Regions from separate parts of the Mus musculus genome. Here all the other regions are linked to region 1. Evidence: chromatin loops called from intact Hi-C (ENCODE). Cell type or tissue: left cerebral cortex. All regions are shown on one strand.

Region 1 (8,000 bases):
CTCCGGGGCGCCTGTGTAGCCCGACAGTCACCCCAGAGTAGCCGTTACTGAAGGTCTCCGGTGGCGGAGCTGGCGAGCTCCGCCCTCCCGGGCGCGCCCTCCACCCACCCTCTCCACCGCCTCCCCGCGAGCTCGCGCTGACGCTTCCCGGGGGCGCGCTCGCCCCGCCCCCGGCCCCGCCCCTCGCTCTCGGGCGTGCCCGCGCGTGGGGGCCCCGCCGCATCCTCTCCTCCCCTCCTCGCACCGTAGCTTCTCGAGTGTGAGGCGTCCGGGACTCCTCACTCGCCCCCGCGCGCGCTGCTCGCCCGGGACCCAGCAAGGCGCAGCTCAAGCGTCCCGGGCGGGAGTGCGCGTGCGCGCGACCGCGGCTCCCGCGCTCCCTCCTCCCCCCCCCCCTCCCCGCGCCTCTATAACTTGGCGGGCAAGGAGGCGGCGCCCGCGGAGTCGGAGGGCGGGGAGCTCGGAGGAGGGCACCGGGAGTTGTGGAGACAGCCGATCGGGAAGTCGCCGCGCTCGGCCGGCGCAGCCCGTCCTCGGGTTCCTTCGCTGCCGCCCTCCGTCTGCGCCGCGGGCCTCGGCGCCGTGGGGCGGCCCGGCGGGGTGCGCTCGCCCGCCCCGGCCCCGGCCGCTGCCGCGCGCGGGCGGGATGTGGCGCCTGGTGCCCCTGAAGCTGGGCCGCCTGTCCCGTGCACTGAAGCTGGCGGCGCTCGGCAGCCTGTTGGTGCTGATGCTGCTGCACTCGCCGTCGCTGCTCGCCTCCTGGCAGCGCAACGAGCTCGCCGACCGGCGCTTCCTGCAGCTCAATAAGTGCCCGGCGTGCTTCGGCACGAGCTGGTGCCGCCGTTTCCTCAACGGCCAGGTGGGCTTCGAGACGTGGGGCCGCCTGCGCCTGCTGGACTTCCTCAACGTGAAGAACGTGTACTTCGCGCAGTACGGCGAGCCCCGCGAGGGCGGCCGCCGGCGCGTGGTGCTCAAGCGCCTGGGTTCGCAGCGCGAGCTGGCGCAGCTCGACCAGAGCATCTGCAAGCGGGCCACCGGCCGGCCGCGCTGCGACCTGCTCCAGGCCATGCCCCGCACCGAGTTCGCGCGTCTCAACGGCGACGTGCGGCTGCTCACGCCGGAGGCGGTGGAGGGTTGGTCGGACCTGGTGCACTGCCCCTCGCAGCGCCTGCTGGACCGCCTGGTGCGCCGCTACGCGGAGACCAAGGACTCGGGCAGTTTCCTGCTGCGTAACCTCAAGGACTCCGAGCGCATGCAGCTGCTGCTCACCCTGGCCTTCAACCCCGAGCCGCTGGTGCTACAGGTAGGCGCGGGCGCGGGGCTCTTCGACGCCAGAGGGAGTGCGTCCCCAACTCTCCCAAAATGCCTCTTCGCGAGTTTCCTTCCGCCCTCCCGCTCGTCCCAGTCTGGATGCCAGTGTCAGTGCGATAGCGAGCCCTTGTACCTCTTTCCGAGGACTTGGGCACCCTGGGCACACGTCCTTTGCTGTCCCGCCTGGCTAGCCTAACTTCCCCGAGTCTGTCTTTGTTTTATTTCTTAGATCATCTCCCTGTTAGTCAATCAGCTAGTTCTGGGACCAGGTGGGAAAGATGAGATCAGAGAGTGGGGTGGTGGTAAAGTGAAGGGAGCTAATTCGTGACTCGTGCTTTGCGTGGAATTAGAAGCTAGGAAATGGGGGAAAGAGTTAGATTTGGGCTGGGAAGGCTAAAGGCCAAGACGGACTTTTGCATCCTGATGCTGTGGCCTGCCCTAGTCATATGGTAATCCGGTTAAGGAAGGAATTAAAGTGTTTTTTTTTTTTTTTTTTAGGTTGGAGCTAGGATCTAAGGAAAAGGGTTTTGGCCTCTAGCCCAACTGACTTATTTGCTTTTTCTTGACTTCATTTCGAAAATAAACGTGCCTTTTAGGAGGATAGAATGGAATCGTTTTACTGGTGGCGGCAAGAAGAAAATAGATAAGAGAAAGGAATCCGGTTTATTTTTGGAGTAATTTGTTTCAAACACCCCCCCCCCCCCCGCTAAAGTGCTGTGCCCTTGGGCAGCGATTGTCCAGTAGGTGTGTGATCTCTCTTGGCTGCAAGAAAAGTTACCAGTTCTAAACGTCAAGTGCTAGGGAAAGTGAGTTTAAATTAACCACAAGTAATTGATTGTATAGTTCACGCCCTTTCTCCGCTAAGAATGTCACTAATGGCTAGAGGGTTTGGACCTTGTTTCTGTTGTTGATTAAAGTATGAATAGGAATGTACTCTATTGGTGGCTTTTTTTTTCTTTCAAGTTTTCTGCGTCTTAGTCAAGAGAAATCAGCCTTGATTAGTTCAGCCAAGCATCCTTAACACGAGTATTTGATCAGCTGAAGTTCTAATGTGAGCCTTAATAAAATTTCAAGTTGCTGTTAAGATATATGTGATAGGTTAATTTTAAAGTTCAGATGGTTTAATAAGTACTGTTTTATCTCTGATCAGTGTAAATTCAGTTAAGCTTACTTTGCAGGATTATTCTATTCATTAGTTTAGATTAGCGAGTCTCTAAGTATGACCCCCCCCACCCACTCCCACAAGCCCCCACCTCTCCAAGCTGTATTTATGTTAGCAGGTACTGACAGCACTTAGTAGTGTAATTGACTGTAGTCGATAGTCAAAAATCTCTGAGGTCCCAAAATTTAGCACTGAACTTAAGGTATATACAGTTTTTGCATTTTAAATACTGAGTGCCTATTGAGCGATTTTTATAGGGTTGATTCTAGGTATGGATGCATTAGGAACAACTAATATTAAGATTAAACATTGTGTTTTCTTCTTTAAAAACATAGGCATCTGAACTTGAGAAACTGGTAATTTCCACACCACAAAGCTGTCTCTTACCGGGAGTTTTTATGTCTTCACACTCCTGGCGTTTTCAGCCTGTTGTGCAGTTGAGATAGTCAAATGTGTTGTGACTTTACATTTTTCTCACTTTATTTGAAGCCTAATGCCTAAATTTTTCTGAGTGGATGATTGCGTAGAGTACAGGATAAATGTGAGAAAATGTCTACTAGATTGAGGCATTCATAAATTGCATCAGTAGTTTAGTCAGCCCAGCTCCCAGGGGTAGTCCTGATGCTTCATTATGCTACATACTTGTTAAAGACACACTTTGGAGTTTTTACTACCAGTGGAACAGTGCCTTTTTTTTTTTTTTTTTTTTCCTTAACCCGAGGAGGTGGAGCTTAACCTAAAATTCTCCTGAGTAGATGCTTCCCTTACAAAAACACTTGATCTTTGGTAGTGATTTTGAAAGTATGTGTGGTGTGATTGTGAATCAGTAAGTTAAAAGTATATCCAGATTTGTAATCAAGAATACTGTTTTTGTATGGTAAATCAGATCATCATGTATGTTACTTGTTAGCTATGCAAACTGTACATTTAGTGGTACAGTTTCTATAAAGCCTGCTGTCCTGGTACTAATAGAAAAGCCACTCACAGTTGCTTCTTTACTTTTTTGCTTCATATTGTTTTAAAGTGTTTTTAAGGAGCCAGTGCTTCACAACTTAAAGCTGAACTCACCTTTCACTTTTTTCCAGGAGAGGGAGCCACCTAATGAATTTTTGGATGCTGGATGATGACAAACTAGATTTATAAATTTTCTATTGTCTAAAATTTTAGGGGAAAAAAAAAACCCTGTGGATTTCCATTATCAAATTGTTCTTCACAAAAGTAACAGAGTAATGATGCTTTTAAGTAATTAATTACTTTTTAAAAATCCCCTTTTGTTTAAGGTACTAGTGAAACAGATGAAAATGTAGATCAGTTTAATTCATTAACTGTTAGATGTTAAGAAACAGTAAAACATGAAATATCTGTTATGGCCTGAACAGGGAAGTGGAAGGTGCTGTCTGTTACACATGCATACACACGTGTGTTAAACTGCAGTTGTGCTGTCAGTGTTGCAGTGTGAAACTGAGAGTGCAGCCCCTCCTGTTGTTTAATGGTCTTAACAGTTATGGAGCGTGTCTGTGTCTGGCTTCTAGGAAAAGTTGTTCTGCAGTGGACAAGACAGTTCTCAGAACCTTTATCATGTCAGAAACCTTTTTCCTTTACATTTTTACTCATCAAGAGGTGTATCCCTCATGCCTAGCCGGCCCTCATCCTGTGGAAGGAGGAGTACCCAGAGTGGGGTTTGTTGGTTTTTGTGTGTGTGATAACAATCTTAGGTCATTAAAAATGGAAGGTAGACATTGGAAGGTAACTTCTCTGCTGGTGTTTGTGCTTGCTACCTGTTCTTGAACAGGTCAGGATGGGGAGTGTCTGGAGATTCTGAAAGTCAGCCACTATCTGTGACTGACCAAGGAGCACTGGCAAGAAAACCCTTGGTTGTTTTAGGGGGAAGAGCCAAGAATATGTTTAGCTGTATTATATATTGGTTGAACTATATTTGCCTTCCATTTTCTGAATCATAGATTTAATAGGACTTAATTTTTATAGTATGCAATTATCATTGTTTGCTGTGGCTTTTAAGCTTTCCTTTTACTTGTAAAAGGCAAAATATTATATACAGGGCATTTGTGTGGGGTTTGCATGACCAGCAGAGAGTAAATGCTAGTGTAGGGATAGAGGGTGACTGTAATCACCTGGTATATTCCGGAAACACACAGAGTGTGGCTGCTGACAGGCTGAACTGAACCACAGCTCTGCTGATCTCATCCGCTCTGACAGCCACTGGAAGGTCGTAGAGAGCACAGAGTAGAGCTTTCTCTTAGCAGCAGCCTGAGTTCAGGACGGTGTACCTCTTGGTGCCTTGCTAAAAAGAACTTTTTGAACTAGACAAAGAGGATTATGACCATTGAGAGAAAGGTTGGGATAACATTTTTTTGTTGTTGTTTAATGAAATAACTATTTTCTCCTAAATAGGTCTATTGAATCAGTTCCTTTGATTCTGCCCTATTGGGGGGACTCTCAAATTCTTGATTTGAGAAATCTGTTTTTCCTTGTTGGTGTTTGTTTTCTAAGTTTAGCTTTAACTAATGGATTTAATTAATCTCTTCTAAAAGAGAACTAGACTGGGGTGCTAGGTCTCTGCTGGGGTGTGAATTTGAGGCCAGATCAAACAATCTTTCAAGCTTTTCTAATATCTAAATTTTACACATGTGTACTCAGATTTCAAAACAAAAGTCCTGTTAAGGAAGAGAAAAATAAGGGGCCAAGCGTCTTGTTTAGCATTAGTTTCAGAATGGATGTTTTCACCTTGGAAGTTTTAGGCAGTGGGCTGTGGCTCCTTCCTTTTTTCCCTCTGGCAGCTGATTTAATAACTGCATTCCTGTGTTTAGGCTCAAAACACACTAGAGGTTGTTGCTTTGGTTTTGTTTTTGTTTTGTTGTTTTTTTTTTTGTTTGTTTTGTTTGTTTTTTTTTTTTTTTTTTGGTGCTCAGCATTCGTCTTCCTGCTTCAGCCTCCAGTGCTAGGGCTGCAGCTGTGCATTCCATACCCTGCAGTGCCGAGGAGAGCACTTTGTAATCTTAAAATCATATGTTTTGTGTGTGTGTGTGTGTTTGCATTTGAGGTTTCATGGACATGTTTGACACTTGACTAAACCTCATAAAAATACAAATGGACATAACAAAAAACATTTTGTATATCTCAGGTCCAAAATTAAAGGGACATTTTATTTATTTATTTATTTATTTATTTATTTGGGAAAACCAGTGAAACAGACACCCTTAAGGAAGCATGCCTCCATATTTGTACTGCATGGGGTGGTGGGGGTAGTTAGTTATTCTGCCTTACAATTGGTCCTTACACTTGTTGCTGGAAATAGTGATCTTTTTGTCTTTGTTGCTGGTTATTCTGTTTCCTGTGGGCTGGGCTTTAGTGGCTAGTTAGTTATCCAGAAGATTGTAAGATTGGTTTTTGTTCAATTTTTTTTTTTTTTTTAAACCTTGTGGCTGCTCTGGCCTACTACTGTCATTGATTGCTACTGAGTTCCACAGATTTCTGACTTTGATTCCTGGACCTTCCATTCAACTATATAGAAAACTAATAATAGCCTTGAGGATGTAAAGACTTACATTTCTTATATGTGCAGTGAATGTTGAACCATTGTGAAGTGAGTCTAAGCCGGGGGTAATTATCCATCCTCATTATAAAGCTTGGAAAGTTTTGGTTTGGGCTGTGAACTGTTGATCTTTCTGCCTCACTTCTCAAGTCCCAGGGCTACAGGCATGTGCCACCAAGCCTAGCCTCTGGGAAGTTTTAAAAATTATATATTAAAATCATCCAATTCACAAGTTGCAAAGAAGAAGTTATCTATGAAATACTAAAGAGCTTATTATTAGACTTGCAGTCAAAATAAATGAATTTTGTTTGTTCATTTGGCAAATTGTCTTGTAAGGCATTTGAACTAAAATATTGGAGAGACTACCTTGGGCCACAGGAAACAGGACACGCATGCCTATACACACACACACACACACACACACACACACACACAGATCCACACAGCAGTTACACACGTTAGATGTCTCTTTTGAGGGTTGGGGAGAGCAAAGGGGATTGAGTACTGAAGGGGTGAGATTTTGCTGGGTGGAGGTATAAAGGTGGGGTCTTTCCTCAGATTGGGCCCATTTATATTCTGTAATAACATGAAGTTATTCAGTGACATGTAGGCAAATCACTCAAATGTTTCAGCACTCAGGTTCAATGAATGGAATGAGGATGTTAGTGCTTTAAAGATGAAAGGAGATGGAACACACTCAAGTATTATGTATAAAGCACCCGTGTTTATAAACAAGAAATCTTTACAAATATTCTTTGTAAGCTTTTTAGTTCTCAGATAGCTACAGTGGTTGCAAGACTCTTTGCCTTTAGTGTGTTATGCTGATATATATGTCAGAATACATAGGTTTTACCATGACAGATAGTCATTTTTATTGGATATTTTCTTTATTTACATTTCAAATGTTATCCCCTTTCCTGGTTTCCCCTCCAAAAAGCACCCTCCCCCTACTTCCTCCCCCCTCCCAATCCACCCACTCCTGCCCACTCCTGCTTCCTGGCCCTGGCATTCCCCCACAGGGAGGCATAGAGTCTTCATAGGACAAAGGGCCTCTCCTCCCATTGATGCCTGACAAGGCCATCCTCTGCTGCATATGCAGCTGGAGCCATGAGTCCCACCATGTGTGCTCTTTGGTTGGTGGTTTAGTCCCAGGGAGCTCTGGGGGGCTGGTGTGATAACTGGTTAGTTCATATTGTTGTTCTTCCTATGGGGCTGCAAACCCCTTCAGCTCCCTAGGTCTTTTCTCTAGCTCCTTCATTGGGGACCCTATGCTTAGTTCAGTGGATGGCTGTGAGCATCCACCTCTGTATTTGTCAGGCACTGGCAGAGCCTCTCAGGAGACAGCTATATCAGGCTCCTGTCAGCAAGCACTTGTTGGCATCCACAACAGTGTCTGGGTTTGGTGATTGTAAATGGGATGGAACCCTAGGTGAGTCAGTCTCTAGATGGTCATTCCCTCAGTCTCTACTCCACACTTTGCATGACAGATATTCATATGCCACCTCCTTTACACACACACACACACACACACACACACAGAGACACATGTACACACACATGCACACATCCTACATATCTACATAGCTGTTACTTCAGGTTTTAGTTTACTGGGGGTAATCATTTAAAGGGGGTTAGACATTTGTCCCATATGAAGTAAATGAAGTAGAATAAGTACTATAAATACAAAAAAAATACTTATTTTTCTTGGTAAATCATTAGTTATAATTTTATTCAGTACATTGGCATTGCTGAACGATGTAAAATAGAGGAGACATCAGAGTTACGATGCCATTGCTGAATGCTGCCAGCCACTGTTGTATCCACCTTTGGGTTCCATCAGAGGTGACTCACGTTCAAGACACAGTTTGCATAGCTTCAGCTTTAAGATTAGGTGGCACACAGAACAAGCTAAGTTTGAGTTTTAACAGTCAATGAAGAGGACAAGGAAGCTCTCTGGTGGTAAAAAAAATCAGG
Region 2 (8,000 bases), 190 kb before region 1:
TAGATCCCAGCTCTTCACAATTGCCATGTGACCTTCAGCAAGGTCTCTCTTCTTTCTGAGTTTCTGTCTTGTCATTGTAAATTGAGAGCAAGGTATTATCTATTTTGTGTGTGTGAGGACTGTATGGGTTCATATATGTGAAGTATGATAGGCTATATCACATATATAATAATTGTTGACATGTACTTGTTCTTCTCTGACTAGGTACATCATGTTACATATATTAAAACAAGGAAAAAGGTAATATTTCTTCAAAAAGCAAGGCCAGAAGTTCAACTGTAATTGTAGAGACTATATACATACATACACATATACATATATATACATATGTATATATATGTGTGTGTATACATATACATATACATATACATATACATATACATATACATATACATATACATATACATATACATATACATATACATATACATATACATATACATATACATATACATATACATATTCTATTCGGGATGCCCAAGCTGAGCCTTTTGGATTGATCTGACAGTATCCCAGAAACTTGGTTAAAATGTTCCAGTGTGCTTCCTGCCCTTCTAAGACTTCTCAGCTTCCTCCCCAGCTTTTCAAGTGCCTCACTGGTATAGCAACTTGTTGGGACCCATGTGTTTGAACACTGGGTCTTCAGCTGCTCTATTTGGAAAGGTTATAGATCCTTTAGAACAGTGGTTTTCAGCCTTCCTAATGTTAGAGCCCTTTAACACAGTTCCTCATGTTGTGATGACCCCCCAACCATAAAATTATTTTATTGCTACTTCATAACTATAATTCTGCTGCTGTTATGAATCCTAATGTAAATATTTGATATGCACAATAGTTGATATGTGACCCTTTGTGGGAGTCATGATCCACAGGTTGAGAACTGCTATAGAAGGTAGAGCCTCCTATGGGTTTGCCATCCCCTTCAGTTCCTTTAATCCTTATCCTAACCCTTCCATAAGGGTCCTCATTCTGTATCCAATGCTTGGCTGTGACTATCTGCATCTGTCAACAGTGTTAGCTAAAGTGGACCCCTGGGGACTCCAGAGACTGAGCTGCCAACTAAAGAGCATACATAGGCTAGTCTGAGGCCCCTGGTAAATATGTAACAGAGGGCTGCCTTGTCTGGTCTTAGTGGGAGAGGATGTGCCTAATCCTGTAGAGACTTGATGCTCAAGGGTATGGAGATACAGAGGAGGTACCCTCTCAGAGGTGAAAGGGAGGGGTTGGGGGAAGAATTCTGTGATGGGGTACCAAGATTGGGGGTGCAATGTTTGAAATGAAAATAAATAAAATAATTAATAACAAGGAAGAAGAAGAAGAAGAAGAAGAAGAAGAAGAAGAAGAAGAAGAAGAAGAAGAAGAAGAAGAAGAAGAAGAAGAAGAAGAAGAAGAAGAAGGAAGAAGAAGGAAGAAGAAGGAAGAAGAAGAAGAAGAAGAAGAAGAAGAAGAAGAAGAAGAAGAAGAAGAAGAAGAAGAAGAAGAAGAAGAGGAGGAGGAGGAGAAGGAGGAGGAGGAAGAGGGTAAAGCCTTATTTAGAGGAGTGGGTCACTACAGGTAGTCCATGTAGTTTGAAGCCCACTCTCTGCTGCCTGACTACAGAAACATTGTGACTATTCTCCTCACAGTCCTGCCTCCATTCTCAGGGCTAACTTTGAGATGAATCCCGGATTGCAGGACCATGTTCTAACAAGGAGGGGCCCAACCCTGCTGACACTGCTCCTCACAGGTCCCTCTTTAAGGAAGGATAAGAAAAGATGTACTTAGTGACTATGAATGCAACTGTCTGCTGTGTGTAGATGGATTTCAGCTCGCCTGGGAAGATGCTAAAGCTACAGGGATAATGAAGGAGAAATGTCTCAGTCTAAACTCATAGTTGATGGAATTTAATGAAATGATGCTTTTGTAGTATTAGCACTTAGTAGGTAGTCAATAATTAATACCTTCCCGGAAACGCTGGAGAACTTGATAATGAATAATTAAATTCTTTCAAGCTCACTGAGTCATTTATCATTTGCAGATAAAATTTGGTGTTTGGATTAATTGATTCTTGCCATGTATTTTGCCAAAAGCCGAAGCTTGATTATACAGAAAGTTTTATCAAATAAATGTGGAGCTATAGAGGTTGCTATTTATAAAGTTTCCCACCAGAGGGCAGGATGCAAAAGCTGATGGCTGCTCAGCCCTGGAGGTCGGGCCATTTACCTTGCACAGTTGTCTCATTTTGTATGTTTTAGAGAGGAAAATCAGCAGCTTTCTTCATGGTGACAGTCGTCCCATCCATCGTCAGCGTCCATTTTAATATAACCCAAACTCTATCCTTCATGTTTAGGGTTTGGCTGACTCTGAAATCCACAAGTAATTTTACCAAAATGACATCTCACACCTGCTTGTTAAAACAGGCTTTTAAAAGAGCCACCTCTTCCTCTTCGCCTCAGCAGGCAAAGCAATGAGAACCTTAAAACGATTTTGAGATCTGAATTTGGAATAACACATGACGATGTCTCTAAGCACATTCAAAATCAGCTCTGACTCTGAGCAGGTTTGGGGACATAAAAGTATATTCTAGATTTACCAGGTTGTGTTGCGCTCTGAATCTAGTCTGTATGCAAATCCTTGGAATGCTGAGAGAATGTAACACTCTTCTATATTCCAAACAAAATACATTACCCTCAAAATTTAAATATCTGTTCTTCAAATCTGAAGTCTGGGGGCACCGGACCGATTTCCTATCACTTTCTACAAATGTGTGTTGGCTTAAGTTAGGGACAGGATTTCTAATACTCTGCCATTTACATCTGCAGAAGGAAAATTGCTAACATAACTCTCCATCCTTGGGTAAAATCATTACCCACCTCCTCAAAATAAATTGTGTGTAAAACATTTATCTCTAGTATGTTTTCTTGATTCTGATTTAGTGGACTTATACAATGAAGTGACCACTGTACAAAAATCATTAAATCTAAATGAAAGGGAGGGCAAATTCTAAAGCATTATACAGTCAAACCTTAGTCTAAAAGCTACTTTTCTCAATAAACTTCTTTACAAGCTCGTGGTTTTTTGAAGCTGTCTTATTAGAGAAAAAAGATTAAACTATAAATCAAAATAGAAGACTCAAATAGTATTTGATGTCAAAAAATCGGAATTTATAAAAGGGTATTTCTTTTCTAGATAAGAATATTTTTAGCCTATAACGTATCACGAGCAGTGTTCTATCCAGGTTTTGTATAACTAAGCTAAGAACATTGTTTCGATGGAGGAGAACATATCCCAACAGATGTTTCTGATTTGAGAGAGGTTGTACAACTTAAGACTTCTCACCATAAGAACTCTGCAAACTCACTTCAGGGCACTTTTCTTAGTGTGGAATTTATTCTCATAGAGTCAAAGAACTCACCATAGTCAGGGTGAAAAATACACAAAACTGAGGTCAGAGCCCTTCTGGCTTTTTCTGGAGAATAACCTTTTCATTTCAACACAAACAATCAAGAGTTTCTTGAAATTTAGCTGCCTTAAGCACACAATCAACTGGGGGAAAAAAATCAAGTTATGGAGAAAATCAGCTAAGTATCCAAAGGCCTCTCTCTTTCTCAGTCCAGTAAAAGAAAATTGGAATCAAAAAAACTTACCCAAGAGTCTGTTTTAGGAAAAAAAAAAAAAGCTAGAGCTACAAAGGCAACTCTATGGCTAAATGTTTGCTGCTCTCACAAAGGACCAGGGTTCAACTCCCAGTACCTACACTATGGCTCATGGCTGAATAGAACACCAGTTCTAGGGGATCCAGTGCCCTCTTCTGGTCTCCGTGGCTACAAGGCATGCAAGTGGTGCACAGACATACACATAGGGAAAATACTATTACACAAAATAAAATAATTTTAAAAATTATTTTGAAAAATACCATTTTTAAAAAATATATATATTTTAGGTGCTTTTTGATGATGTTTGATGAAGTTAAAATTTATCTTGAGAAATTAATTATCAGATCTCTTAACAATTATTCAGCTTAAAACCAAAAGCTATTTTCTAAACTATTATCTAAAAAATGTTTCTGTATTTTTTTTCTTCTTGAATGACCTCACAAAGAGGAGCGTTGAGTCAACCCTCTTGTGCCCTTTTCAAGCTCTGAGAGGGAGGATTAACTAGTTAATTCAGCTAATATTATCTATAAATTATTGCACTAATTTATCTATAAACTATTGCTGAATAGAGGGCGTTTGGCTAGGGGGTGTTTTTGAGGGTTTTGTTATGTTACAAAGCTGATCTTAAACTCACTATGTAGCCCAGATGGCCTTAAACTCGTAGTGATTCTCCTGCCTCCGATTCACACATTTATATGACTATAGGTTTAGGTCTATAGTTAACATTTTTGTATTAAGTAAAATGATCCAATTTTTGTCAGACTTAACAGACAAAGGAGTATTCTTTCCAAGTCCTCATGAATATTCCTTGATGCTGGTGTTCAGTTTTACAGCGAGTCTGTCTCCTCTGTGTATGAGAGCTCTCATCTCACCCACCAGGCAGATGACACTGAGCCAAGAGCCAGTCTCCTTCCAGTATGATCCTAACACATCCTCTTCCAGTATGATTCTAACATGGCTTTGACAAGTTACATCGCATACATGGCCATAATTACATCGCATGAAGAATATTAACACTATTCAAAAATTCTTCAACATGTTTAAATAACTATGAGCAACTCAACGTTAGACTATGTCTCTTTAATTTTATGGAAATTTAAAACAAAAATAATGTTTCAATTCTTCCAGAATATAGGAAATTTTCAACGTGGAAAGAATGGAATCAAAGCATATGTTTTGGAAGGATAGTGTGTTAGCTAAGCATATTTCTTGTAACTGATTCTACTGGAAGCCTAGAGGGAGGAAGAGGGACGTGGGTGGAAATTATTTGGCAACCTTAGAAGCAGATACTTTAAAAGTAGTTGTATTTTCCTAATATGATAGATGGAAAAATAGTTAAATTTAGAAGGAATAGGAGAAAAACATTTGGGTGAGTTGTATTTTTTCCAACAGGAATATCAATTTCTCGCTCCCTACAAATTCAATGGAAAGAGCCAAGCTAAACTACAGGTCAGTGGAAGCAGCAGATCATCTGAGTCTAAGAAGAACTTAGAGACACAGCTCCTGAAACATGTAGTGTGGGCTGTAATTGAGCAAGTTCATGCTAGCCAACCTGCATGCTCTGTGTATGTATTTCCTCTAGGGGACCTAAACTCGGTTTTTGAAATATTTGAGAACACGGTGCCATTACTGGTGCTAGACATTTAGTAACATGAAGTTTTACCTCCAGGCTCTGAACAACTTTATCATTTATAGACAGACATCTTTGAGGAGAAATTTAAATCATAGCTTGCATGATAAGCAAATGAAAAGAATAGGTTAAAATCTCATTGAGGTTGAAAGAGCTGGGTGAATAAAGCTGTACATGGGTGCATATACTGCATATGTGACATGGGTGCATATACTACATGTGTGATTATGTTATTTATCACATGTCTCATATGTCTCAATTTGTGGTGGTGGTGGTGTTGTTTCGATTGACTGATTTGAAGAACAAATCAGAGTGGGGTAGACCCTTAACCACTTTTGAAAAACATTTTCAGAGATCCAGAAATCTGAGCAAATAGTTATCCTCCGACAAATATTCACATTTGGGGAAGTAATCGAGCCTCGGTGTTTGTATCAGTATGGTAGATGGATGCTGCTGCGACAGTCTCCTTATCACTATAAAATGAAAACATAATGAACTACATAGAAACACTGTGGGCAGGAGGTTATGAAAACAGTACCTTTTACCGCATTTCTAACCTTTAATGGAATTGCCTTTCCTTAGACACAGAGAACTGAGAAGTGAAATTACTCCCTAAAGCCTGAACCATGCACAGTAAATACTCACACTCTTCCAAATGAGTTTCTCCGTACATTCCTCTCTCCTAGGATAATGTTTCCCCTCTTTCTGCACTCCTAATTCCTCTCCACTGGGATAAGGGAGTAATTGTATTTAGCTCTGTGCAGTGCAGTGTGAAATAATCAGGTCATTGGTTTCTGTGGAGGCCTTAAATCTGCAGCCTACAATGGCTACTGTTTTGTTGCAAATTAACAGCAACATCTTCACAATCATGTAAGCAATTTATCTTGTTGTGGAGGAAGCCAGAGGTTTGCCTAGGAAGAAGAGTGTTTGGTGATGGAATGCTAAGTTATAAGAAATCAATAGGAACAAGTAAGCTTGGAAGGAGAACTGGCAGCGAGACTCAGAAGCAATACCAACAGGAGGTGTAGAAGGAAGGGACTGTTGTCATGTTATATGGCACAAAAAAAATGTAATTAAGATATGACCTGTAAAAACATGGCCTGAATCACAGTTAATGAAAGGTCAGCAATATAATAGGATAAGTCTCAGGCATCTCTTGCCTCTGACAGTTTGGATAGTTAAGAAGAAGCAAAAGCCTCAAGAGAGCTAATACCCATTCCTTATTAACATAGAGGAACTAAAGTTAGGTGTGGGCTATGGTGCAAGCATTGTACTCATAAGAGACATTCTAAGAGACCGAGAAGAGGACCATTACAGATGTGAGGCTAATCAGATCAAGACTTTCCCAGCAGCCTTAGAGCCCCACTTCTAGTGCTCATCTCAGAAGGCCAAGTGCCAAGATACAGAAGAAGTAGGAAAAGACCATTAGACAACTGTTTTGGCTACAACAAGCCTAATGTCTTTGGGGAGTTTATGAACCTAAAAGGGGGCCAATGTTCAACCAGGACATGACAGGAGGTGCCATGGAAAATATCTGTTACAGTCTATTACCACTGGGATCATATAAAATACTTATAATGTGGAAATTCTATTCTAAATTAACAGACTTTTTTTCAGATTTATAGAAGAGTAGAGCAAGAAGTATTCTAAGTATGATCACATGCCCTTAGTCTAGTCTCACTTCTTGTGCTGTCTGGTCCACTTGTTATAGCTTCTAACCTGACACTGATACATTATTGCTGACTGAAGCTCATAGTTGATATTAGGATCTGCTTTATAGACTCTATGTGGTTATTCCTTCTTGAGATTCCTAAAGTTTCTATTATAATTTAACAAAATGTTTGTTACAAGTCTATACAACGAATTAGAAGATTTCTCAAAATACGTTTTAAGTTCCTTGCTATTATAACAAAAATTAGAAAACTGGTTTGATACAGCAAATTTGGGACATTTTATTGAAGTCAATACATGCAGTTTTATTTTAATGGACATCTGGAAGGATCAGGCAAGTTGATCCTTCCCTACTAAAGACAGTGATTGGCACACATGACATGCTTAATGCTGCAAGCAACAGTTATTGCTGTACTTCGTAACTCTTTTTTGTTTGTTTGGATTTTGTTTTGTTTTTTGAGACAAGGTCTCAAGTGGCCATGCTGGCCTTTGACTCCATGTGTAACTGAAGATGACCTTGAGCTCCTGGTCTTCCACTCTTCATAAGTTCTAGATTACAGGCTACCACACCCAGCTCTATACTTAATATCTCTTTATGTTACAGAATTTTCTTGGGAGAAAATAAATGACATGGTATCCTTAGTATACCAACAAAACCAAATTGATTAATAGTTTCACAAAGTACCAGAACTTGCAAAGAGAACAAAATCATCCTTACATTTTAAAGGCAGAATATGCAACCAAAAAGCAAAGGGTCTAAGAATCATTTGGAAACACAGGCCTGAGATACCTGTCACATAGCAATGACCTCCAAGAGGGCACTTGCTCATCAACGCTGAGCAATGACATCAGTTGTCATTATTCTGTTGATCACGTGGGGTGCCCATGGAAAATGAGCTTTCTACCTGCCTCTCATGCAGTGAGGATTAGCAGGCAAGAGTGAAATAGGCCAGTAAAACCTCTCAGAGCTGTAGTTAAGATTGACTCCTAGTCCTTTTATTGGGACCATTTTAATTTAATGACATCGGAATGTAATTGCTAAATCAGGTTGAGCACTTCCCACA
Region 3 (8,000 bases), 79 kb before region 1:
TTCCTGTTTACCCTATTAGGCCAGATGCCCCAGGTTGACTTGCCCTTCCTATCCTCCCAGTCCCTGACAGAGTTCAATTCTCCTGTGTATTTCTGTCCACAGGTCAACAGGCAGTTCTCACACTTGTCCGTCATTAACATTCCAGTTCTTTGCTGCCTCCAAAGTTGAAGAAACTAGTTTCCAATACAAACAGTGAACACTGGCTACCCTACGTCATTCAGACGTAGGTAGGATGTGATGCTATGCAACAGTCAGGTAATGGGGCTTCCAGCCTTTTAATGCAGTGTCTGGGGAAAGTCTTAGGCTGGCCTCAAAGAGGACTATAACTGGATAGAGTTTTGTAGCATTTTCTGCTGACTATGTGCACAATGTATAAATTGTTGGGTAACATCTTTTATGAAAGCAGAAATGATAATGCTTCCTGCAGCACCCCCCTCCCCCACTGCCCACATTAGGCAGTTCTCACTCAAACATTGGGGGATCCCCATGGCATCTGGTCTCTCCCCAATCTGGAGGTCCAGTACAGCTACGTAGGTTTTTATGATGTAAGAGAAAACCATTCTATTTACTGTCACAACTTTTCTGACCAGTCAGAGTGAAGGGTCTTGTGTTTAAAAACTCAGTTTAGTCAGTCAGTTTCCTTGCAAATGCGAGTGAAGGGTACTGGAGAATGGACAAGTCTGTTTGTACGCAGACGCTGTAAGATCTAATGGCAGGTCTGTCTATCGCTCACAAATGCCCAGATAAATGGTGGGAAAGCTAATTATCTTGACATGATGGTTCTATGCTGTGTGTGTCAAAAGATCATGCTTTAATCCCAGCACTCGGGAGGCAGAGGCAGGCGGATTTCTGAGTTCGAGGCCAGCCTGGTCTAAAGAGTGAGTTCCAGGACAGCCAGGGCTACACAGAGAAACCAAAAAACAAACAAACAAACAACCCCCCCCCCAAAAAAAAACAACAAAAATAAGCAAAAAAAAAAAAACCATGGATATGTAGAACTATGCTTTCAAGTTTGTATTAGATGTATGCATGTGCCTGTGTGCCTGTGTGTGCCCGTGTGCCCGTGTGCCCGTGTGCCCGTGTGCCCGTGTGTGTGTGTGTGTGTGTGTGTGTGTGTGTGTTTTGGAGGGGGATGTGTGCACATGAGTTCAGGAACCCTCAGAGGCCCAAGACATTGAATTCCCTTGAAGCTGGAGTTCCAGGCAGCTGTGAGCCACCTGTCATGGGTGCTGAGAACTGAGCTCAGGTCCTATACAAGAGCAGTAGGGCTCTTAACTGCTGAGCCATTTCTCCAGCCTTGGAGTTCTTATATATTAATTAAAAAACAAAACAAGAAAAACAAACAAACATGCCCAGATCTCTCACATCATGGGGCCTAGATTGCAGCATAGAAAGGGAAAAGGAAAGGTCTTCAGTGCATCAGGAGTCTCTGCTTTCCTTGGATGAGTCACATCTCGGAGGTGACTCTGTTGCCCAGCTGAGTACCTCTGACCATGTCGAAGGAACAGACCTCTAATTCCTTAGCTCAATCTACCTCCAACCCAGTGCCTCTTGGACGCTGTGATAATCTCTGTAAACATCACGACTCCGCCTGAAATGAAGACCACCTATTGTGTATAGAAGCTCAGCTCAGTTTGGTTCTGTGGGGCCCAGCTTCACCATGATGGAACTGTACTAACCTTCACCTTTGCAAAAACAGTTGGTGCACTGATACAGTTTTTATAAAATCAATTCAATCTGGCTGGTACCTGAGACAGCAGGGTATCTACATTGCCAATAATTGCTTTTTCTGAGTCATTAGGGTTCAGTCTTAAAGGCCCTGACCACACATTTATCAACTATTTAACGTCCAATTGATGGAAATTAAGTCCCAGGCTAAGCAGTACTATGTATATTACTGAGAGGAGAATTAACATAGACTTTTCAGCCTGGAGAAGGTGGAAGGTAAACAACAAGGCCTCCTAAAAGTACAAACTGATGGTTATAAAAGAGATATAATGTCAAAAAGAGCATGGTGCTTTCTTTTCATTTGGGGTTGGATGTGCAGGATTAGAAAAAGAGACCAAAAAGAAGGAGTTACAACTGTTGTCAGGATCAAGTGATGTGTATTCCTGTGGAAATAGACAAACACCCTCAACAGCTGTGAAGATCGGGGCAACAGAAAGTAAAAAAACGGTTACCACGAGAGGGAACTAGAAAGCCAAGAAGTATTTAGAATATGAGGAAGGGCCTTCCGTGCTATTTTTGGAATTTCAGCCTCAAATGCACCAACAACGGACATGGAATATTTTCATGCTAGATATGGCAATCCTTAGATAAGTGCAGTTGTCCAGTGGAAAGTTTTGGCAGCCATCACTGGTCACCCCGGCATACTCCGGAAGCTAGGAAGAAAGAACGCACAGCATGTCACGAAGTGAGGACAGGGTGAGGGGTGGAGATAGGGTGGATAATGAGTACCCGAGTACAGAAGGGAGAGAGAATTCTAGTGTCCTATTGCGTAGTGGGGTAAATGTAGGACAGCTTTAAAGTAGCTAGAAAAGGGGGCTTTGGATGACGACAGCACAGAGAAATAATAAGTGTTCAAAGTGATAGAAATATGATTATGCCTGTCATTGTAGCTTGAATGCATGCATCAAAATATCACATATATATCTCTCATACATGTAGATTTGTTATATTTCAATAAAATATAAGCAAGCAAATGAAGAAATCGCAAGTATATAAAACCAGAACCAGTCATTAGTAGAACCTAGTGATTTAAGTGTGGTCCAAGTGAAGGAGGAAGGAATGTGAACATGTAGCATTCTGGGTAAGGGAAAAGAGGACTTTTTTTTTTTTTTTAAATAGCATTTTACTTGGGAAACAGAAAGTGCAGGGATAGAGGCAAGTCAAATTACATTCCAATATGCTGTGCATGCCTTCTGCCTAAGGAATCCGTGGCAAACACTTTACCAAAGCTGGAGAGCCCGAGCAGGATCTGGTCTAGCATCACTTCCCACTGCATGCTGGGTAACATACTCTATATCTATCACTAACTCTAGTAAGGTCTCTCGGGTCAGTGTTTTGGTAAGGAGCTCTTTATTCCAGGGCCTGACTGCCTGGAAACTCAGCTCTCATAATGTATAACTCCAAATTCCAACAGCATCCCTCAGAGGATCCTAGTAAGGTCAGTTGTAGGATACAGACCATTAGAATTCATCTGATCTCACCATGGCAAATGTGGCTAAGTGACACTAGTCCACAATGGAGTCCATAGCCACCTCCAGGGGCATACTCCCACACAGTGCTGAAGAATAGCCAAGCTTGACAACAGTGCTTAGGAAATGAGGGGAGGGGCTGTGGCATCCCACCAGAGAAATAGTAGCTCGGGCTGGGACGTTAAAGTCAGATCCTTCTGTTTTGTTTCTCAAGCGGGGAGATCAAAAAGGAAATAAAAACCAAAACCTGAAATCTCTAAGTCCTGCCTTGTTAAAGATGTGTGTGTTTGTGTGTGTGTGTGTGTGTGTGTGTGTGTGTGTGTGTGTGAAGTTAAATATTTTCTATCATGGGACAAAAAAAAATGTTCAGACTTAAAACCTGCAGAGTCATGGCTATCTCTTTTATCCTACAGTCTCCGGGGGTTGATTTAGACTTTCTCAACTACAGAGATAAAAATGTTCCAGCAGGGGTCTCTCTCTGCACATGGTACCAAGCATGCCTGACATCTGCATTCTCTCCATCTCTCTTATCCTCAGTGCCATGTAAATGGATGCCTGAGTAAAAGACGTCAACCTTCTTCTCTTATAGAATTAGAAAGCCACAGGAAAGATAGAGTGCAACATCACACTCACGATCCAGCTGATAAGCATGTTTGTTCAGTGTGTGCTACTCATCTAGTAAAATGCTTAGAATCCACACTTTTCCGTCTTTACACAGTGAGTTTAACACCTGTCTTGACTTCTAAACACGATTCTTTAATTTCCTTTGTTTACTTCCTTTATTTACCTGGGATACTGGATATTCTGGCAGATGGGTATGTATTTCATTAACTATTATTATTATTATCATTATCATTATTATTATGAGACAGAGTCTTACTATAAAGATCAAGCTGACCTTGAACTGTAGATTGTCTTGTCTCTACCTACAAGTGCTAGGACAATAGGCATGAAGCAATATGCCTGGATATTTTTTATTTTATGTTATACTATTTTATTTTATTTTATTTCATCTTGAGATAGGGTCTAATGTAGCTCAATATGGCCATTTAGGTGAGGATGACCCTAACTCCCAATTCTCCTTCATAAATACTGGGATTACTGGAATGTATCACCACGCCCAGCTTCTTTCATAGACTTTAATATGTGTTTTCCAACTGCTTCAGCTACTTTTCTATTGCTGTGATCCAACACCATGACAAATGCAACTTTAAAAAGAAAGTATTTAATTTGGCTTAAGGTTTCGGAGAATTAGAGTCTATGGCAGTGGAACAAAGGAACAACTGAGAGCTACTGTCTTGAATGACAACAATAACAAGGATGGGGTAGATCATGCGTTCTGGTACCGGTGGGAGTCCTTTTGATATCTCAAAGTCCCCAGTGACATACTTTCTCCAACCACGTCACACCTCATAATCCTTCCCAAGCAGCCCCGCCAACCTTGGACCACATATTCCAATATATGAGCCTATAAAATATAGGCAATATAGCCTATAAAATATAGGGCCATTCTTATTCAAACCACCACCTAGCCAACTAATGCTTAGTGTGTGTGTGTGTGTGTGTGTGTGTGTGTGTGAGCATTAAACAGGCAGAGTTGGAACCTTGGTGTACTATCCAACAGAAGCCTTGCCTTGTTTGAAGTGAAGGTTAGGCATCAAGAACCTTTGCACTGGTTTTTGTTTATGAGCTTGAAGAAAGAGGAGTAGTGATTGATGGGTGTTCACGCTCCTGAGAGGGATCCTGAAGGGGGATGGATGACCTATAATTCTGGTGGTCACAGTGGGCAGAACCTCGGGGCTAAAACCATGTTTGCCTTCCTCTTTATTCTTGCTGTCAACTGGTTTACTCAACCTCTAAAGACCAAAGATCAAGGTCATCTCTAGCTATGTAGTAAGTATAAGGTCATCCCCTTAGAATGCTATCAACTAAAATGTACTGCCCAGGTGAAACAGACATCACTTACAAATTAAACGATGTTTGTACTGGCTAGTTTTGTGTCAACTTGACACAGCTGGAGTTATCACAGAGAAAGGAGCTTCAGTTGAGGAAATGTCTCCATGAGATCCAGCTGTAAGGCATTTTCTCAGTTAAAGGGGAAAGGCCCCTTGTGGGTGGGACCACCTCTGGGCTGGTAGTCTTGGGTTCTATAAGAGAGCAGGCTGAGCAAGCCAGGGAAGGCAAGCCAGTAAAGAACATCCCTCCATGGCCTCTGCATCAGCTCCTGCTTTCTGACCTGCTTGAGTTCCAGTCCTGACTTCTTTTGGTGATGAACAGCAGTATGGAAGTGTAAGCCGAATAAACCCTTTCCTCCTCAACTTGCTTCTTGGTCATGATGTTTGTGCAGGAATAGAAACCCTGACTAAGACAATGTTAAAGTTGGAAAGCGGACTGACTGACTCTATTGCCTCCCTTTGGATCCCTTTCCTCCTAGCCAGACTGCCTTCTCTGGCCTCGGTGGGAGAAGAAGTGCTTAGTCCTATTGTGACTTCATGAGCCAGGAAGGATTGGTACCCATGGGGACTTTTCCTTCACAAAGGAGAAGTGGAGTTGTGGTAATGGTGAGAAGGAGGTGTGAAGGTGTAGAACTGGGAGGAAAGGAGGGAGATAGGGTTGCAATAGTGATGTAAAGTTAATAATTAATAAATTAGTAAATTAAGGGGAAAAGAAATAAAAAAACAAATGTTCTGTTAAAATTCCTAAAACCATACTTCTGCAAGTACCCGGACTGCTGGTTTGATTTCTGTACTTTCATCTCAAGCTTTTGTTATTCTTTTGCTTTGCTTCTTTATGATATCCACCATTATGTATCTCCTTTTCTGCTTCCATTTTTCAGTCTTTATTCTGTTATGTTTGAAGCATCATTTAATTCTAGAAAACAATTAAACATCTTACTGGCCCCTTTTGATTTCATATATATATCATATATATGTATTCCATATATATATGATTATATATATATATATATAGTCCCTTCACTAAAAGTTAATATTGGGCCATAAAAACTTCAATCCTGATTGATAATAGAACACAGAAAATATTAAGTGAAAATGCTTTATTCCAAGTGACATTGCCACTTACTCTTTAAGAGTATTAAAGAATTACCTTAATTCCCTCATGGTGGAAAAAAAGGCCATTAAGCTTCTGTAATGAAGGAAATATATATTTATAATGGAGCAAATGGCACTGTGCCTTTGTCTGAAGCAATCTCGATGTCCAATAAAGAAAAGCCATATTCAAATGTGGTGCCTCTGAACACCAGATATTATAAGAATTCCTAGTCAGCAGGATGTCTTGCCAAAAGCACTCCACAAATTGATTTAGGCTGTCTCACTAAATTGTGGCTCATTCAAAATCTTCCTCCAGTATGAAAATCAGCACCTGGTCAATTCCAGTCCAGACCTTGGCATCCAGTCATGTCTCCCCCGGGGTTCTGCATTGCATGCAGAGCATGCGCACTGCTTCTGGGAGCATGCCCACTGCTGGGGCTCATGTGCTCCCTCCTGCCTCCCGCTTTCCTGTGTGAGCCATAGCTTCACCCTCTGTTTGGTTACTGTTTTCTTTCTCCATTGCTTGTTCAGTTTCTATATAATCATTCCTTTTTGCTCTGACCCTTTATTTCTGCCTCCACCTATTTTTTCCCTGGGTAACCCTCTTTGATACCAATTGACAGTCTAAGTTTGTTTTTTTTTTTTTTTTTTACTTTCCAGAGGTTTCTGTTGCCATAGTGATGTTTCATGATTATCATGCCCATGACAACTTCCCGTGGCACTCTGGTTGCTATAACAATACCAATCAGTAGAGAAATCTGTGGGAACTTGTGACAAAGATGCTAGTTCACACCTCTGTGAGAGGCAGTTTGCTGGGAGACGCTTCATATTTAATAGTTGTTCATAGCACACACACACACACAAAAGAGAGTGCACAAATAAGGGCAACTCATTTTTCCTGGATTAAAACATTATGATACTAAGGCTTGTGTTTCACATCTTGAAAAGAATTCCTCCCTTTGTCTAGGCTTTTGTCTGGTCTTTCTTCCTACTTAAAAATCTTTGATAGAAATATAATCTATAATTTAAGAAAGAGAGCTGTTATAGGTATAACTCATCTCCAAATTTATATATCAAAATCCCAAACCGAAACATGACTGGCTGCTTCTGGAAATAATGTTTTTGAAGTGTAGTTACAGTGAATGAGCTTGTGAGTGTGAGGCCCTAATCTTATAGGATTAGTGTCCTTATAAGAGGGCATAGCAAGAAGAGGGGGAGCAACGGGAGCAGAGATCAAGGGAGGGTTCTGAAAGGAGGGGACAATTTAAAGTACATTATACACATCTGTTAAAACTGCAGAGCAAAACTTATTATTTTGTATAATTAATCTATATGCCAATAAAAACATTTTAAGATGACAGAGCAAGAAGGTAAGTCAGGAGGAAGAATGCTTTCACCAGGAATCGCACCATTTGGCACCTTAATCATATACTTCCGTTCCTCCAGAGCTGCAAGAAAATTAACTTGCCTCATTTAAGCCGCTTGGACTGTGGTGTTTGTTATAATAGCACAAGGCGATTACCATAAATCTCAATACTACTTAACATTCATAACTTCTGCTAGATCCTTTTGATTTTAAAGATGTAAATTTCTAGAGATATAGCCAAATAAAAACCACAGTATTACACTTGTACGTTGTTTGTCTCTGAATGCTAGATAGACCAGGAGGGACAGTGTGATACCACATATTACATGGTGTGAGTTGTTGTTACAGCTTGCTTAGTCTAGAGAGACTATTAAGTAATACCTTTAG

The links. Peaks named below come from ENCODE experiments on the same cell type or tissue, not always from the same donor. Only the 100,000 strongest peaks of a DNase experiment are listed, where the experiment ranks them.
Region 2: a loop joins it to region 1, with 3.0 times the contacts of the local background. A loop is called at or near these places in 2 of 42 quality-filtered maps.
Region 3: a loop joins it to region 1, with 2.4 times the contacts of the local background. A loop is called at or near these places in 13 of 42 quality-filtered maps.

What each region holds. Positions count from the first base shown.
Region 1 is chr9:94,530,522-94,538,521 of GRCm38, reverse strand. Dipk2a (divergent protein kinase domain 2A) reads left to right here and starts at 441. Exons shown (of 3, transcript NM_001033145.2): 1 at 441-1,303. The coding sequence starts at 647. In left cerebral cortex, CTCF peaks have their summits at 31, 1,295 and 3,564 (motif pointing right); DNase peaks (open chromatin) are centred at 1,292, 2,987, 3,527, 4,659 and 3 more places; H3K4me3 peaks cover 5,140 bases; H3K27ac peaks cover 2,731 bases.
Region 2 is chr9:94,721,827-94,729,826 of GRCm38, reverse strand. All of the region lies in intron 4 of Slc9a9 (solute carrier family 9 (sodium/hydrogen exchanger), member 9), which reads right to left. Among named protein-coding and RNA genes, the nearest start is that of Mir7656, 26 kb to the left of the region's middle. In left cerebral cortex, a CTCF peak has its summit at 2,139 (motif pointing right); DNase peaks (open chromatin) are centred at 2,205, 4,509 and 4,865.
Region 3 is chr9:94,609,754-94,617,753 of GRCm38, reverse strand. No RefSeq gene overlaps it. Among named protein-coding and RNA genes, the nearest start is that of Gm39404, 29 kb to the right of the region's middle. In left cerebral cortex, a CTCF peak has its summit at 3,667; DNase peaks (open chromatin) are centred at 3,680, 6,645 and 6,950.